2 separate regions of the Homo sapiens genome follow, and region 2 is linked to region 1. A link is an interaction called in ENCODE POLR2A ChIA-PET data of the cell type or tissue named here. Cell type or tissue: PC-9. All regions are shown on one strand. Each heading gives the region's core, and the rest is flanking DNA. Links, peaks and the distances in the headings are about the cores only.

Region 1 (4,401 bases), core at 75-4,074:
CCAACAAAAATTTGTAAACTTTCTTACAACACTATGAGATTTTTTTTTTGCAAGTTTTTTTTTAAAGCTCATCAGCTATCGTTAGTGCTAGTGTATTTTATGTATAGCCCAAGACAATTCTTCTTCCAATGTGGCCCAGGAAAGCCGAAAGATTGAACACCCCTGGGTTAGACAGTAAAGTACTATTATCTACCCATTTCACCAATTACCGGACTCTTTCTCGATACTGAAGTCAACAGGGACAAAGGCAAAGTATAGAGAGTAAGTCACAGGCTTCGAACTCAGGTGGGTCTGAGTGCCAGTTCTGCTTCTTTTGGCAGTGTTACCTGGGGCAAGTTATTCCTGGTACAGTTTCTTCAGCTATAAAATGGTAATTATAATAAAGGCACCTATCTCTTAGGGTCGTTGTAAAGATTAATGTGAGGCAAAGTGTTTAATGGTATGGTACATTTTAAATACTCAATAAATGTTATTTTTATAATATACTTTTTTCTGATTGACCCAATAATTTTAACTTGAAATTGAAAAAATACTTTTACGATTTGCTATGTACCTTTCCACAAATCATTTGCTACACTCTGGTCCATAGTGCAGCCAAATAAACCACATTATTATGTTAGCACCTCCCTGCATTGCCAAACCTAGGTATCCAGTGAATGAAAATCCTATCTTAACAAAATACGAAGTTGTGTAACATGAACGATAAAAGTAATCTGCAAAACTTACTATTCCTAGATCAAAGTTTTCTCTTTCTAAGGTTATATATAGTATCATAGGCTCTTATTAATTACCTTGTCAGAAAAAGGAAAAGAAGCCTCTCACGTGATGCAGGCTGATCTCGAGTACTGAAATAGGAGTAAATCTGAAGAGCAAATAAGACGAGCCAGAAAACCATGAAAAGAACAGGGACTACCAGTTGATTCCACAGGGACATTCCCAAGGCGAGAAGGCCATATACCTCCACTACCTAAATAAAAACGTAAGATAGGAAAACTTCTTGCATCACCATCAATAAACACTTTAAACACTTGAGTCAAATCAGAAGTAAAATATTAAATAGCTTTTCTTTGATTGCAAGACTGTTTCAGCTAAATTCCTTTAAAGTTAGCCTATATAGTTAATAAATAGCATGTTTTTTAAAACTTACTAATTTTGCATTATTATTAACACTTGACACACACTTATCTAATAGCACAGTAAACTGCCCTAATAGTTCAGGGATAAGGTCAAAATAAGGTCATATTCAGTACAAAATAACCTTAAAAGGTAGTTTGAGGAGACTTGGTAAACACTCATGTCTAATCAAAATAATCAGGACTAGCATGAATTGATACAACACTGCTTGAGGCACTAGGAAAAAAAATGCAAAAGTAAAAACTTTCAGGGTTTATTCAGAAATGTCACAAATGAGAAACAGTTCAATGGAAGAAGAGTACTTAATCACTGGAAAAAAATTTTGCAGAGCAAAGATAGTTAGCAAGTCTTTTTCTCCCATACACATCAATTCCCCTTCCTCCTACTGTGTTTTTATCAAGCTATGTTTTTCCATTTGGTTTGCCAAGTGTAAGTAACACTAGGAAAAGGATATATCTTAAAAAAAAAAAAGGCTTAATAATCTGCAACTCACTAAATTAGTTTTCCAGTTTATAAAACACTCTTCTTATGAAACTGATTAGGAAAAATCAATCACAGAATCTGATTCAATCTAAGAGCATAGGTGTAACCAAGTTTCTAGAGTTACTATGTCAGGGACCAGACCCTGGTGACACAGCAGGAATTCTGCTGGACAGCTTACAAAACCAGTATCTAGCAGTCAGCTGGTCTTGCTGGAATCTCTCAATGTGATACCAGAATGTTTCAATAAGGTATAAACATCTTTAAGTATTAAGTTAAAATAAATTGACTTGCAGATTATTCTAAATTTAAAATTCTTTCATCAGTAAAGCAAAGGCTTTTTCTACAACCCAGTCTATTAACTTCTATTTTCCCCAGTGACAAAAGATTAAAAGAAAAAGGAAACTGCCCAACTAGCTGCAAAATTATTATCAGGTAAACTCATCATTACGAGGCAGAGAATATTTTTCTTCCTTTCCATTCAAGAAACAGACCACTAAAAAAACCTGTCTGTTTCCATTTCTTGCTTATCTGATTCTTTCCTGGTCACGCATTTTATAACCTATATTTCCAACAACTACATCTAGTTGATGTATGAATCTTATGGCAACCAACTAAACATGACATTAAAAAATGAAGGCTGAGGTTATTCAATAAATATTTAATATTCAATAAGTATTTACTGAATATTCATTATTTATTACAAACAAAGATAACCCTCATAAGACTGAATTCAAAGAAAAAATATGTATCTTAAATTTGTCATTATTACCCTGAATACAACTATAACCCTTCCTGCCCTGCTTCCCCATGAAGCCACTCTTCACTGACTGTAGAAATAATCCCTTTTCTGGAAGATCTACTCCTGGGAAAACTGCCCAAGTTAATCACTGTGTAAGACGAAGATAGAATCAGGCTAAGGCCAAAAGCTTAGAGAAAGTATTCTCAAAGATCTGCCCCTGGGGCCACAAGAGAATACTTCACTTAGCTGTTATCAGTTTGTTCTATCTGAGAGCTTCCTGTACCTTAAGGACACAGTCAAGAGGTGGAAGACAGTGACATTTTAACACTCTCTTTTTATACCAATGTCAGGTTAAAATCTATTTTATATATTACAAACTATCAATTAAACCAAACAGAAACATTTATTTCCCAAATGTGTATTGTTTGTATCTGGGAGTAATTTATCTTAGAGCAAAGGCTGAAAAAAGTAGGGAAGAAACTTTTACAAAAAGCATGTTATGTTGGCAAAGTCAATTCAAGTACTATATCTAAATGAAATCTATCATATTATAACCCAGAACTATTTAACTTTTCTGTTTAAATTAGGCACACAAAGGGAAGAAACTATAGTCACAGTAGGACTATAATCAGAAGGAAAAAGCAGGATTTGACTTATAGGTATTCAATTCTTTATTATTTTTGTCTTCATTACAATAGCTAACACATATGGAACATTGTCTGCCTGGTACTAAACTCATTTAAATCTCACAGAACTCTATGAGGAAAGCACAGCTTTCATTATTAGCTCCGTTTTACAGAAAGTAACGCAATTATCACAAGGTTACACAGCTAGTGAACAGCAGCATCAGGGTTCGATCTCAGATAAATCTGCTTTAAGAGAACCACTTCACTTTACTGCCTTCTCAATAGAACATAATCAAGAATCTTTCAGATGCTCCTAATTGGGCTGAAAATAGCAGCTGTTTTGAAACTGCAAAAATGAATGGTACCATAACTGTGAAATAAAAATGAACTATAACTTTAATGTACTTAACATTTATGTAGAATTTTATCTACCTGTTTGTGGTTGTCAGCAGTCTTACCTGAACCAATTCTCTGTATGCAGATTTAGCAAGGTTATAAGGTACCAAAAGATTAGACCCAAGAAAATAGAGAACTTCCAATCCAGTAAAAATCATAGCAAATTTATTGATGATAACAATTGTCTCCAAAGGAACAAGGCAGAGTCGTGCTAGCAGAGGAAGCATGTGAGCTGAAAACAGCCAAATCTGCTTTGTTTTCATGACACAGGAGCATAAAGTACACACCACCAACTGACCTAAAATAGGGAATAGAATACATTTAATTTTGAGTATTTGGCATCCACAAAATAAAAACAAACAAAAAACACTGTTGATAAGGATAATAACACAACTTTTGAAGAAGTCTAACTAAAATCTCGTAGATAATATTTTAAATCAAACTTAAACTTCATCTGACTATAATTACATATTCACATGTTCTGTGAATTTTGAATACTAATTCTGTAGGGCTGATCTGGAAAGAGCAGCATAAATCTCCACTGGTCGTCTGTGATGCCATGTGTAATATGAAGAAAACTTTAAACAATGTCTAATTCAGTATTGTGACAATTCAGTTGCTAATGTTTATACATAACTTCTTTTCCAAAGGTACGCAATATTTAACTGTTCTGGTCTATAGGTGAAAGCATAAAATCCAAGAGATATAATTACTTGTTCAAGATCATACTGCAACAATATTTGTTCTGATAATTTTTTAATCTTTATTTTTGGAGGGCCAAGTAAACTGCCCCAAATAACTAAATCATAAGTTAAAACTAAAAACTAAATAAATTCTTCTCACTGGGGATTACGCATGATCATTACATTAAACACAGAAATACAAAGAACAAAATGGGAAACTCTCAGTCTCTTATAATCCCACAACCCAAAGGTAGTCCTAAGAACACCCTGGGGTACACTGAATGTATGTGACATGATATTTGCATTTAGCCCTTTCCAAATATTCCATAATTATAAAATG
Region 2 (4,401 bases), core at 317-4,316, 750 kb after region 1:
CCAGGGATGTGTACATAGTAAACTCAATAAAAATAGCAATGACCAATAGGATTCATACAGCGTGTACCAGACTTCTTCTAGTATTTGAACCTCCCACGGCCCACCAGATAGGTATTCATGCTCTGCCCATTTTATAAATAAGGAAATGGGGCCAGCCATGGTGGCTCAAACCTGTAATCCCAGCACTTTGGGAGGCCGAGGCGGGCGGATCACTTGAGGTCGGGAGTTCGAGACCAGGCTGGCCAACATGGTGAAACCCTGTCACTACTAAAAACACAAAAATTAGCCGGGCGTGGTAGCGGGCACCTGTAATCCCAGCTACTTGGGAGGCTGAGGGAGGAGAATCACTTGAACCTGGGAGGTGGAGGTTACAGTGAGCCAAGATTGCACCACTGCACTTCAGCCTGGCAGACAGAGCAAAACTCTGTCTCAAAAATATTAAATTAAATTAAATTAATAAGTAAACAAATAAGGAAATGGGCTCAGGGGGGTTAAGTGGCTTGTCTCCTTCCTCAAAACTACCACAAGTTCATTAAAAAGAGACTGTCATAGACTGGTATTCTAAAACCAAAATGCCAATCTGGGCCTGGTCATGAAGCCGGTGAAGCGAGATTGGCTAGGTCAAGACCCGTGTGGACACAAGGTAGGATCTTGAAAATGGATGGCCTCTTCATTCTTTATCAAAAGGCTGCCGTTCCACCTGCCTCTGGGGGAGATTGTCCCATTGCCAATTGGCCCTTACATTCCCTCACCCTCTAGCCATGGTCACCTGCCTCTCACCTCTGAGAGGGATATGGTCAGAGTTGATCCCTGCAGAAGCAGGAAAAGAGGAAACTATTCCAGTGACTTTATAGCAGAGCCAGATAGAGACCTCTAAAGGCCTAAGGTATTGAAAAGGGAATAATAAAATTATAAATTAAAACATGCACACACACACACACACACACACACACACACACGTATGCATAGAACCCTAAAAAAAATGTAAGGAAGGCCAACAATATTCTGATTCTTTCCATGGAGGTAACTTTGATTTCTTTAATATCAGATTATTTCACCAAAAATACAGGTGCCCCAGCTTTGCGAATGCTCTGAAGACACACTGGGTCTTTCTGTTGGGTAATATATCACTGTTTTCTAATAGGGTGACCATATGTCCCATTTCACTGAGATGGTCTCCTTTTATGCCTATTATCAAAGCATAATTATACTTATTATAATAACCCTTTCTTATTTTCAAAAGTGTCTCAATTTGAACAATAAAAATGTCTCCCTGTTTTAAAACCTGGAATAAGGGTGTTTATAGTGCAGACGTCCAATAGTACACCAGTTTCACACCAGAGCCTCAGATGGGGAGGAAAGAGAAACTGGCACTAACAGCCTCAACAGTCCAGGGAAAGATTCATGATGAGAGAGCAAAGCCATCATCCGTTTAAAAAGGAAAAATGTGACTTACTATGTGTGTATTTCGTGGGAAGCAGGAGTTTTGCAAATGTGGGCTTGAAATTTTTAAATAAAGTGTTCATTTATTTTACTTGCCGCGATGACATGAGTGAGTGGCTGAGCTAAGATTTGAATCTATGGCTGGCCAGCCCTAAATACTTAGGGAATAAATGATTAAATGAAGGAATGGATCAATTTCAGCACAAGCTAAAAGGTGCCATCTGAATGATGGGTGTCTTCAGAATGCAGAGGAGACAGAAAGAAGAGTGGGCTGAAATAAGATTTGGGGGAGGAAAAGGAAAGTGAGCTGTGTTTTAAGGACTTGTAAGGCTGGAATCAGTGCAGGGGGAGGGCCATCTTCACCCCACCCATCATCACCCCTCCTGGCATGACAGCACCATGAGTCAGCTCAGGATACAGTAGAATCTGTCCACATTGGCAGGCTCTGCTCTTACGACTCTATTGACAGCACACTCCTGGCCACACTCACCCGCAGCTCATCTGACCACCCTTTGAACACTCAAGTGCCCCTCTCTGGTGCGAGCACAGGAATTGTGCTATAAAAGTTGCACCAACGAGCAGTTCAGTTTAAAGTGTTCAGAAACAGAATGTTCTAGCACATGTAAGTGGCCCATTCCTCCTAGAGCCCCATTTAACTTTTTCCAAGTGTGTCTGCCTACAGTGTCTTGCTCCCCGCTAAGCTTTCTCTCTCCTGTTGGGATGAATTTGGGGCTTGGTTTTGCACAAGAATTTTTTGAAATTCTTCAAGACAGAGTTTCCTGCCAGGCTAATGTGCATTGCTTAGAGGCTGAGCTTAGCACCCTGGCCGTGCCCCAAAAGGAGGTTAAAATGGGACCAAGGGCAAGCCGGGCTCACTGTCATTCGCAGGCGTCAGCCCCAGGGCTCACACCACCAGCACTGGGCCGGGCGGAGATCCAGGGAGGCAGCTGGTTGGGGAGGAGGAGGATCCACCAACTGGAACAGCAACAAAAAATTGCATCTCCGATTCATATATTCAGGCCATTAATCAGCCCCCGGCATCAAGAGGAAGCAGTAGGGTCCCTTCTCCCAGCTTCTAGGGACACTCCCCACAGCGCCCATTTGTGATTCCTTGTCCCCAGCCCTTTAGCATTTACCTTAACACCAAGGTTCCTTGGCTCCATTGTTTCGCGGACCCCTTTGGCAATCTGATGAAGCCCCTTCTCACAGTCAACACATCAAATAAAAGACACAGGATTTCAAAGAAAACCAATTATATTGAAATACAGTTATAATGTTGAAAAAACAAATTTATTATAGAGTAAAAAAAGTCCTTTAACATATTAAATAAACAAGATCTAGCAGCAAGTCAAATAAATAACTACTATAATTTTGAAGTACTGACAAGTGGAAATATTTCAAGATATCTGCAACAAATGTAATGTTATATCACAGATCTGATTTCTATTGGTGACAAATCCTGCTGACTCTAGTGTGGCTGCTTGCCCACTTTCCTATCAAAGGAAATGCAAACTTTCAGCCAAAGTTTAGTTTGGGTTTTTTTTGGTTTTTGTATTTTTTTTTTTTTTAAAAAGAGGGTTTTTTTTCTCACCCAAGTTTATGGACCCTCTAACTCCAGAATAAAAACCCTGCCTCGGGACATTACAAAGATGTACTTCAGGATATGAGATTTTCTATACTTTTTTTCTTTACAATGTTTTGTAAAGAATGCCTGTTTTTAGACTTAGGACCACAGGGAACTTGGACCGTGCCATCACGCCTTGTAACTATTTTGCATGATTACTTGTAGCAATTTTTAAAAATCAACTAGTTTATTTTTTAATGATGCATAGATTCTTATTTGAATCAGAAAAAAAAAATGAAAAAATTATTCTGCTGTTACCTACCCCACATTCACACCCAACACTCTCAGTATTTTTTCTCCTGAAGTAAACATTGTTACCAGATTGTGTATGCTTTCCAAAATAGTCTATTTATTTGTAAGCATACATATCCACATGCGTATATGTATGTTTGAGTGTTTTTGCATGCAGAATGTGTGTGTTTTCACTCTGTTTATTTTGATTCGTGGTGTCATTTTAGAAACACTTCAGTGAAAGTTTCATTTTTCACTCAACAGCATAGCATATCTTAGACATAGTTCTGTGTCAGAATGCATAGAGTTACTGCTGGTTTTCATGGCTGCATAATAATCCATTTTACAAAGTGTCCTATTTTACTTACCAATTTCCCAGTTGATTGACATTTAGGTTATTTTTGGTCTTTTACTACAAACAATGTTGGATGAATACTCTTGTATATATGTCTGTGCCCACATATTCAGGATAAATTCCTAAAAATGTAGTTGCTGGGGCAAGGAAGATTTGGTATTTTAGGTTTAACCTGATTATGCGTAATAAGAAATTTAAACTACAGTAAAATGTAAAGTGGTGTTAAAACAAATAGGTTAGGCCGGGCGCGGTGGCTCATGCCTGTAATCCCAACACTTTGGGAGGCTGAGGCAGGTGGATCACCTGAGGTCAGGAGTTCAAGACAAGACTTCCAACATGGCAAAACCCCTTCTCTACTAAAAATATAAAAATTAGCCAGAGAATCGCTTGTACGCAGGAGGCGGAGGTTGCAGTGAGCTGAGATCACACCACTGCACTCCAGCCTGGGTGACAGGGTGAGGCTCCATCTCAAAAACAAACAAACAAACAAAAAAAATAGGTTAGATATACATCTACTAATCTGTTAGGAGGATTGCTCATAATATCTAAGTAAAAAAGCAAGTTATAGAGTAATGTCTAACCCAACTTTTAAAAGCTATTTATTAGTTTAGTTACCTCAAGGGATACGATGGAGTGAGGAGGAGTAGATTATTAGCTTTTTTATAACCTCTGTATTATTTCACATGGTGCAATAAGCAAATACTCTATTTGTGATTAAGAACATCAAATTAAGAAAATGTGATAGAAT

Evidence for each region. ChIA-PET counts read pairs that join two places held together with the same protein. Peaks named below come from ENCODE experiments on the same cell type or tissue, not always from the same donor. Only the 100,000 strongest peaks of a DNase experiment are listed, where the experiment ranks them.
Region 2: POLR2A ChIA-PET joins it to region 1 with 6 read pairs; 2 of 35 experiments call an interaction of 5 or more read pairs at or near these places.

Annotation. Positions count from the first base shown.
Region 1 is chr5:159,173,192-159,177,592 of GRCh38, forward strand. It overlaps RNF145 (ring finger protein 145), which reads right to left. Exons shown (of 11, transcript NM_001199383.2): 5 at 3,441-3,676; 6 at 792-967. Among named protein-coding and RNA genes, the nearest start is that of RNF145, 34 kb to the right of the region's middle. In PC-9, for the core only: no CTCF peak of the experiment used is centred there; a DNase peak (open chromatin) is centred at 1,773; H3K27ac peaks cover 1,798 bases.
Region 2 is chr5:159,926,456-159,930,856 of GRCh38, forward strand. All of the region lies in intron 1 of ADRA1B (adrenoceptor alpha 1B), which reads left to right. Among named protein-coding and RNA genes, the nearest start is that of ADRA1B, 12 kb to the left of the region's middle. RefSeq lists an enhancer at 2,347-2,846. In PC-9, for the core only: no CTCF peak of the experiment used is centred there; a DNase peak (open chromatin) is centred at 1,826; H3K27ac peaks cover 634 bases.